Linked DNA regions of Homo sapiens: regions 2 and 3 are each linked to region 1. A link is a contact called in ENCODE Hi-C or POLR2A ChIA-PET data. All regions are on one chromosome and are shown on one strand. Each heading gives the region's core, a stretch centred on a gene start or an enhancer-like site at or near the end of the contact. The rest is flanking DNA. Distances are from core to core; before and after follow the strand shown.

Region 1 (2,822 bases), core at 270-2,769:
TTCTTGCTGCCAGAGGTGTTTTTCATTATGACGTCTGAATTTGATGCCACTGCGGGTGCTAGAAGTTGCCAGAAGGCTGTCCTCCAGATAACTGTCCCTTGGCTCTAACTTGTGTCATTGTTTTGTTGCAATTAACATTCAGAATATGTGCGGTCATCTTATTAAAATTTATATTTTTTAATGGAGAAAGCACACAGAGAGAGTTGATTGTGGAGCTGTGGTTTACTCTTGCTCTTAGTTACCTGTGTCTAAATTAAGCTGAACCTCTGGGCCTTAGCTATTTCTAAACAGGCATCACGATTTACTAAGGTTAATGCCTGAGGGAACATTAACCTTGCAGACACTAATCTAATTCAGTGTCATCACAAGTGCATAATGCAGGAGTTTGGAATTTTGCCAAAAAGCACTATTCAAATGAACATTTAGTTGGCAAGGGGTGGGAAGGCGGGTGTGGAAAAGGGAAGGAGAACACCAGAAATGGCTCTATAGATATTTTCATGCCTTTTCTTTTCCCTCTCCCCTCAAAGGTTACGTTTAAGTATTGCAGAGAGGCGCTAAATGGAATCTTCATATTATTATGAAGAAATCCCAATGAACGCGTTTTATCCCACGGCAAGTTCCAGATGCTCACAATTACTCAACATTCACTGAGCATCTTTTATGTTATATGGCTGACCTTGTGCTAGGGTGTGTACACAAAGATGAGTAATTGTAAACGATGGCAGTATGCAGAAGCACCTCAGGGCGCCTAATGTTAGCTGACGAAGGCACCATTAAGGAGGTCACAGTTTGGCTAAAGGGCCCCCAAAGGATGAGACAACTGTGTAATCCTAGCTCTATAGAGATCATTACCAAGTCTTTGCCATACAAAGTTTGGGCTTCAGGTGAAATGAGAAGGGCAAGGTTCTGCCCAAGAGGGTCCAGGGCCGGATCTCTTGATCTGTGTCTATGCCCACACCCTGCATCTCAGCTTGCAGACACTAATAGGGTTTGCCAGTTTCAAGGGCGCAGGGCTACATCTTCCGGAAAAGGTGGCATTTGAAGGTGGTAAGAGGCCAACGACTGGAGGTGGCGGCGAAGGGCTAGGTAAGACAGAATAAATGAAAAAGCCAAGACATTTCTGGCAAATAACCTTTCACCTAGGTCCCCGACCCTTCCATTTCCCCAGGCCTGAAACGCTCCCGAATCCCCGAGTCCTCCACTTTCCAAGCGCTGGGCATTGGTTAAGGCTGTAGGAGCAGGGAGTCCCCCGCTCTAAGAGAGTTCCTCAGTTCCGATCTTTTTCAAACCGCTTTCCTCCCAGGCCCAGCCTGGGGGGCCTGCGGCTCGGGTCCAGCTTCCACGGCCACCCTGGGCTGGTGACACGCAGGCGCCGGAATCGAAGCCACGCTGTGTCTTTCCAGCCAGGTCTCTGCGCCAGACGAGGGCGGGCGCCGCGGAGCGCTTCCCGTGTGCGGGGCTTCCCACAATGCACCGGGCCGGCAGTGGCGGCGACCGCGGCGGCGCTCTAGCTGCGGCATGTCTGCGTCTCTACTGCTCTGGGAGGAGGAAGAGAAGGAGGAAGAGGAGGAGGAGGAGGAGGGGGAGGAAGAGGAGAAAGGCGCAGGGGTGGGAGCTGTTGCCGAAGCTGCCACAGCAAAAGTTCTCCCCCCTCCCCCCTTCCCCTCCTCTCAAGGCCCCTAGAAAGGTTGGAGCTGCCGCCGCCTGCAGTCGGTGACCGCGCGACTCGGCGCCCGCCCGCGGTAAAGCGCTCGGCCTGGCAGGCCCGGGCCCGGGGGAGGGCGGGGGAGGGGGAGGGGGCGGCGCGCGGGGGGAGCGCGCGGCGGTAACGGCCTGACCCCGGGGGGAGCGAGCCGTGGCGAGGCTGGGGGTGGCCAGGGGGCCAGCCGAGGCCGAGGGAAACGCTGGGGCTGGCTGGGGGACGTGAGGAAGCAGGGCGCGGAGGGTGGGTTGGGGGGTTGAGGAGGGATAATGACGGGGGTGGCGGAGGCGAGAAGGCGGCCTCCGAGGCTGGAGGCGGGTGTCAGAGGTAGGGGAGGAGGTGGGATGTTTGCACGGGGAGGCCGGAGGGTGCTGGGTGTGGGTGTGAAAAGGCTAGGGAGACACCAGGGCTCTGTCCACCGTGCCTGGTGCAGTGCTTTATGCACCGCAGGCCTCAGTCACTGTTGCTGCCGGAGTGTGCTCTTTGGGAGAAGGGAAGGGCAGGGGTTGGAGAAAAGGGAATGCTTGCAGGAAACGTAGTGGGAGTGCGAACAGGGCGAGGGGCCGGAGGAAAGATGCCGGAGAGGTGGAGGAATGCGGGGAGGTGGCTGTGGAGGAGTCTTGAGGATTCTGGGGGGTGTTCATTGTGCAGATACGTTAGGTATTTCATTATGGAAAGAACTGAAGCGTTTCTCAGGGAAGGAAAGAAGGGAGATAGGAGTTCCCGTGAATAGAAAGGATCGCGTTTGAAGCAAGAGGGAGTGCTAAATAGTAGAGAAGATGCAGGGAATGCATAATAGAATAGACAGATGTAGTATAATTAATAAATATTGGCCTAAGTACTGAAGAGTTATTCCAGATGGGCCGGGATGGCCTAGTTCCGAACCTGTGTGGGCTGTTCAGTAGATGACATCTGGTAAGTGTGGGTCTGGGCCGTGGTTGGGGTCACTGAGAATTAGATTTTAGTCTGTAGTTTGGTCTGTGACATTTTAGACGTGCACCAATGAGTATGAGAACCTCTGAAGCAGACCTTGAGAAAGGGTCTGGCCTGTGGGGATTCCTTAGGCTATGGAGCTTCGATTTTAGAAAATTTGAAGTATTAACACTTACCCGAGGTTGGG
Region 2 (2,985 bases), core at 462-2,961, 590 kb after region 1:
CCAGATGTCCCTAAGCTAAAGAAATATGCAACCCAGGTTGGTATGTTATTTGACGTCATGAAGTTGGCCTTTAGCAACAGGCAAAACTATAGTAACACAAGGAGAATCTTTTTTTTTTTTTTAAGAGACAGGGTCTTGCCCTGTTGACTAGGCTGGAGTGCAGTGGTACACTCAGTAGCCTACTGCAGCCTCAAACTCCTGGGCTCAAGCAATCCTCCCTTCTCAGCCTTCCAAAGTGTTGGGATTACAGATGTGAGCCACTGCACCCAGCTGAGAATCTGTTTTAATGGCCTTTTCACTATATTGAGATCATTTCCTTGGAAACAAACAGGCTCGTTTGTTAGTGTTTTGCACTCATCATGAGCAAGCCCTAACTGGGAGGATTTTTTTGCATCTCATGCCTTTCCTAGCAGAGCCTGTCACACACGGTGTGTCTACAGTGCATTGCCTGCTTCGACTATTTACATTGGGGAAAATTGAAGCCCAGAATCTGAACTAGGGCTCCTTGTGATTTTTGATTATAGAGTCAGACAGGGAGAACCTTGCACTGCCTTTTGCAGGTAAACAATTAGCTCATTTCTACCTAAATTTACTTTTTTTGGTTAACTTAAGACCCTTCCCACCACCCTGGCACTTAGCCTACATTTTCCAAGTCCTACCTTATAAGCGTTCTTTATCTCTGTCAAAATTTTAGGAAATATTTAGCCCGTTTTCCTAAGTGAGTTTCTCTAGGTTACATAAGGATATGTCAGACACAGTGAACCAGGCCTGGAGGATACACATGGACCAAGCAACTGCCTGAGGTACTCATCGTTTCGTGACTATAATTTGATGAAAGACATAGAGCTCTTCTTAGTATTCAGTGGGTATCTGGCTGTTGTTATTGGTGATGCTGAACCTACAAGTGCACCTTTGTTTTTTTGGGGTTTTTTTTTTTTTTTTGAGATGGAGTCTCGTTCTGTTCCCCAGGCTGGAGTGCAGTGGCACGATCTTGGCTCACTGCAACCTCTGCCTCCCGGGTTCACGCAATTCTCCTGCATCAGCCACCTGAGTAGCTGGGATTACAGGCGCCTGCCACCACACCTGGCTAATTTTTTGTGTATTTTTAGTAGAGACAGAGTTTCACTATGTTGGCCAGACTGGTCTCGAACTCCTGACCTCGTGATCTGCCCACCTTGGCCTCCCAAAGTGCTGGGATTATAGGCGTGAGCCACCGCGCCCGGACACAAGTGCACCTTTGTTAGTCTCTTCTAATTTATAAAACGCCCTTGACGTGAATGATCTCATTTACTTGTTATTACTGTGCCAGGAGATTGGTGTGCTGTCACTCACCCTGCCCTTGTGGGAGGCTACGGCTGAGAAGACTGGCATGTAGGCCACACTCCCCACTGAAATTTTGGGCCAAAAGTCTTGACCCAAACAACGTCTACCTCCCCTAACCCTAGGGGGCTGCTCTTCTGCTGAGCAGCTGCTTCCCTGCCGCCTCATGGCTTGACTGGGGTCCCGGCAGCCAGGCTTCAGTGTGGCCTACACATGGGACATTCCAAACCACCTCCGTCCTTTGAGAAGGCAGCTAGTCTCTGAACAGTGGCCAGCCTGGGGTGGAATATGGGAACTGTTAACCAACCACAACACCATGACAGTTTCCAGTTTGAAAATAGTAACCCTCGCATCCTGTTGCGGTGACCAAGAGGGTGGCGAGTTCACACTTTCCAGATGTGATTGGCATTTCCCCAGAAGTGCCTGCCAGGCGGATTGGGCAGGTTAAGCCAAACCTAAGGTGTTGACCTGAAGTACCTCTGTTTCTTTTGGCTACAGCCTTCTGTTTTTCTTTCTGAATCAGCATTCTCAGGGTCCTAGAAGAGGACTATGGTTGATTTCACTCAGCTGGTTTTAGACTTCTTTGAAACTGGAAAGGTGAATTCATTAAAGAACACAGGATTTGTCCATCTTCCCTCCACTGCCTTAATCTCCCTGTGACATGGCAGCTGGGCATCGGCATTGATTTTGTTTGTTGTTGTTGTTGTTTGAGATAGGGTCTCACTGTCTCTCCTAGACTGGCGTGTGAATCACAGCTCATTGCAGGCTTGAACTCCTGGGCTCAAGCTATCCTCCCACCTCAGCCTTCCAAGTAGCTGGGACTACAGGCATGTGCCACCATGCCTGGCTAATTTTTAATTTTTTCGTAGAGATGGGGTCTCACTGTTTTGCCCAGGCTGGTCTACAACTCAAGGGATCCTCCCACCTCAGCCTCCCAAACTGCTGGGATTACAGGCATAAGCCACTGCACCCAGCTGGCATCAGCATTGAGAAATCAGGTGGCTAAGACCAGAAAGGCAAAGATAGCCTTTGAGACGGTTCTGTTGCTTTTTACAATGGAGTCTTAGATTTCTAGCCAGTACCATCATCTCAGAAAGTTAATGCTGAGGTTTGGAGAACCTTGGCTTAAAGCAATATCACCTTATTTTTTTTTATAGCAGTGGTATTTTGCTACTCAGATACAGAATGCCCCATGTAGTCCAGCCGATGAAGGACAAAGGGTGAGGGGCTTGTCAGGGCATTGCCTGTTGGGAAACACCATCAGCTGACTGATGGGGCTGGTTTGTTAACAATATGCCGCGGACAGAGGAGCAGCTGTCCCTGAGACTAAAGATGTGTCATTGTTTGTATCTCTAAAGAGCTTTTTGCTGGAGAAACCCAAACAATGTGCAAGAAAAGTGGGAGATGCAAGGCTGCGATTTCAGTGTGACCACAACCATGTTCTTCCAGAGAAAAGAGAATTCTTAATTGTCTTTTTCTCATGTTACTCTGAAGTCTCTGGGTTTCTTGGACATTTGTTAAGAATCTGAAATATCTCAAGAATCACATTTAAGTTCTTCAGGTATCAATAATACTTCTGTTCCTTTTCTTATGTCCAGCATTGGATGTCTTCCCCCAGGGTTTGAGGTTTGTCCTGGTGATATTGTCAACCACAACCAAAGGACA
Region 3 (2,715 bases), core at 168-2,667, 610 kb after region 1:
CTGGTCTGATACTCCAGACTGCAGCTTGTCAAGTAAGCATGAGGTGCTCGGGGCAGTGAGGGCTGTGCAAGGGGGAACACTGAGCAGATACCTTTGGCCCCTTCCAGCTTTTACTGACAGAGAGTTCCAGGCTAGACACCATAAAAACCACCCCTTGTTCTGAGGGGCTGAGGCTGGAAATAGATTGTACAGACAAGCAAGGGTTGAGTGGTGGTTCCCACACGAAGTCATCTCTTAATCATCATTAGCAATAGCAGTTCCCTTCCAAGGCCTCCCCTCACTCCCGAAACACTTACGTCCCATGCAGGCCCAATGCAAAAAAACACATTTGAGCTTTTTTCCCGCAGGGCCATGAAGTCCCCTTAAGTTCCCATATCTAAGATGGTTGACTGACCCTCTCCCCTTATGTACAGAAGAGGAAACTGATTCTCAGAGAGGGGAAGTGGCTTGCCCGAGTGTTTGTTAGGAGGTTACTGAATGACAAACTGTTCCTAAGACCCCATCTCATGCTGGCCAGAGGGCCAGCCTCCTCATTCCTGCTTGCTCTTAGAAAATCTTTCACTGATCATTTTTTGTCACTGGAATAACTTCAAGGTTATTATGCTTTCATTCCAAATGGATCTGTCCTCAGCTCTGGACCCAATTCCCCTTACTTCATTTTGGCAAACACTAAGTCAAATAGTGAAATGCCTGTCACTACATAGAACCTATTACCTGGGGCAAATACGAACAGATTGAGTTTCCTTCATCTTGTGTAAATATGATGAAACAGAGACCTGGTAACTTGGTGACACTGTTAAACCCTTTTTGGGATAAAGCCAAATGTAAATGAAAACATTAAACAGATAAATTGTGGTGTTGAGACTTTTCTGAATTGAGAAAAATAAATGTAATTTTGGAAGAAACTTTGGGTTTCTCTCATGTTTAATTTTGGGTTTCCTGGAGACAAATCATTAACTGGCTCAGAATCTCATTTTCTCTAAGGGCACGACATTCTTTTTTTTTTTTTTTAAGAGAGGATCTCACTGGGTCACTCAGGCTGGAGTGCAGAGGTGCAATCTCAGTTCTCTGCAGCCTCAATCTCCTGGTCTCCCGTGATCCTCCCAACTCAGCCTCCTAAGTAGCTGGGACTACAGGTGTGCACCATCACACCCAGATAATACTTTATTTTTTGCAGAGACAAGGTCTCACTATGTTGCCCAGGCTGGTTGGTCTACAACTCCCAAGCTCAAGCGATCCTCCCACCTTGGCCTCCCAAAGTGTTAGGATTACATACGTCAGCCACCGCGCCTGGCCTGGGCACAACATTCTTGAGCCACAGATAGCAAAGGAGGATTTGTTCTAGTTCCACTTGACGTGGAAAGTGAGGGTGTTTTCGTCTGACGCCGAGGGATGTTACGGAACCAGTGCTCACGGTGCCTTGCTGCCCCCTGCTGGAAGCTCTTGGCATGAGCTGTTTGGAGATCTGACTCCCGAGATTCCGACCCAATGTATAATTTTAAAGGTTATCCAGCGAGCTGCAAGTGACCACAAAGATAATCTATTCCAAACGCTTCATTTCACAACCCACCCCCAGATGGGTCATTTTGTAATTTTAAGATATTTTTATCAAAATGGGCCTTTGGCCGAGCATGGTGTCTCACGCCTGTAATCTCAACACTTTGGGAGACCAAGGTGGGAGGATTGCCAAAGCCCAGGAGTTCGAGACCAGCCTGGGCAACACAATGAGACCCTGGCTCTACAAAAAAGAAAAAAAAAAAACCAGGGAATTCTCATTCAGCTTGATTGACTAGTACTTTATTAAACTAACCAATCGCTACCTCTTCCAGGGAAGAAATGTGATTTTTAAATTTGTTTAATTAGGATCAAAGCTTGAGGTGATTATCATGAAACTCTTGGGATGAATTTCAGGTAAGAGCAAACAGATGGGGAAAAACGGGCAGGGAGGACAGAAGGTCCTTCTCTGCTGGAGTATGCCCTTTAGCTCCTCCCTCTCCCTGGAGGACATCCAATACCATGGTTCCTACTTGCTTCTGAGGACATCCTTGTATACTCAGCTGTTATGGAATGGATTGTGTCCCTGCAAAAATGCATTTGTTGTAAGCCCTAAAGCCCCAAAGTGATAGCATTTGGAGATGATGGAGCCTTTAAAGAATGAATTGCGATTAAATGAGGTCATAGGGTGGCACCCTAACTCAATGCAGCTGGTGTCTTTATAAGACCAGGTAGAGACCCCAGGGCTGCAGAGAGGAAAAGCTGTGTGAAGACACAGTGAGAAGGTGGCTGCCTGCAAGCCAACAGGAGAGGCCTTAGGGGAAACCATTTTTGCTGACACTTGATCAACTTCCACAGCCTCCAAAACTATGAGAAAGTTAGTTGTTGAAACCACCCAGTCTGTGATATTTTGTTACGGCAGCCTGAGCAGACTAATACAGCTAGTAACAAGCTTTGAGACTGGCAGAGAGGAGGCGGGGAGAAGTAAAAGACGCAAAGGCAGTGACAGTGACAGTGCTGGGATGAGGCTCCGGAAGAGGTGTTGCGCCTGTGGGGTGTGAGGTGCCTGAGGAAGCTGGGGGTTTGTCCAGTGGGCACTGGAAATGCAGACAGGGCATGGCATGTGAACATGCCTGGAGCTGGGTCACTGCCTGCATGGAGGCTGTGAGCACTCAGACAGCTGTGGCCTGGCTGCGACTCAGCGTTGGGGCTCCGAGGTCC

The links. Hi-C counts contacts between places; a loop is a spot of excess contacts on that map. ChIA-PET counts read pairs that join two places held with the same protein, here RNA polymerase II (POLR2A). Pooled maps may share reads with other maps.
Region 2: a loop to region 1 is called in a pooled map, with 2.8 times the contacts of the local background. The contact joins the enhancer-like site here to the promoter of ZNF148 in region 1. A Hi-C loop is called at or near these places in 2 of 50 pooled maps. POLR2A ChIA-PET finds 5 or more read pairs at or near these places in 2 of 52 experiments (HEK293 and PC-9).
Region 3: a loop to region 1 is called in a pooled map, with 4 times the contacts of the local background. The contact joins the enhancer-like site here to the promoter of ZNF148 in region 1. A Hi-C loop is called at or near these places in 6 of 50 pooled maps.

What each region holds. Positions count from the first base shown.
Region 1 is chr3:125,374,022-125,376,843 of GRCh38, reverse strand. ZNF148 (zinc finger protein 148) reads left to right here and starts at 1,519. Exons shown (of 9, transcript NM_021964.3): 1 at 1,519-1,742. LOC105374080 (a long non-coding RNA gene) reads right to left here and starts at 1,418. Exons shown (of 3, transcript XR_924427.3): 1 at 1-1,418. RefSeq lists enhancers at 1,195-1,244, 1,355-1,624 and a silencer at 1,735-1,784.
Region 2 is chr3:124,783,542-124,786,526 of GRCh38, reverse strand. All of the region lies in intron 10 of ITGB5 (integrin subunit beta 5), which reads left to right. Among named protein-coding and RNA genes, the nearest start is that of MIR544B, 53 kb to the right of the region's middle. RefSeq lists an enhancer at 1,294-1,533. Within about 2 kb of position 1,711, at least 4 of the 41 ENCODE cell types and tissues checked have a DNase peak (open chromatin) inside an H3K27ac peak, as active enhancers do.
Region 3 is chr3:124,760,138-124,762,852 of GRCh38, reverse strand. It overlaps ITGB5 (integrin subunit beta 5), which reads left to right. Exons shown (of 15, transcript NM_002213.5): 15 at 1-905. Among named protein-coding and RNA genes, the nearest start is that of MIR544B, 29 kb to the right of the region's middle. RefSeq lists enhancers at 1,277-1,571, 2,108-2,697, 2,698-2,715. Within about 2 kb of position 1,417, at least 4 of the 41 ENCODE cell types and tissues checked have a DNase peak (open chromatin) inside an H3K27ac peak, as active enhancers do.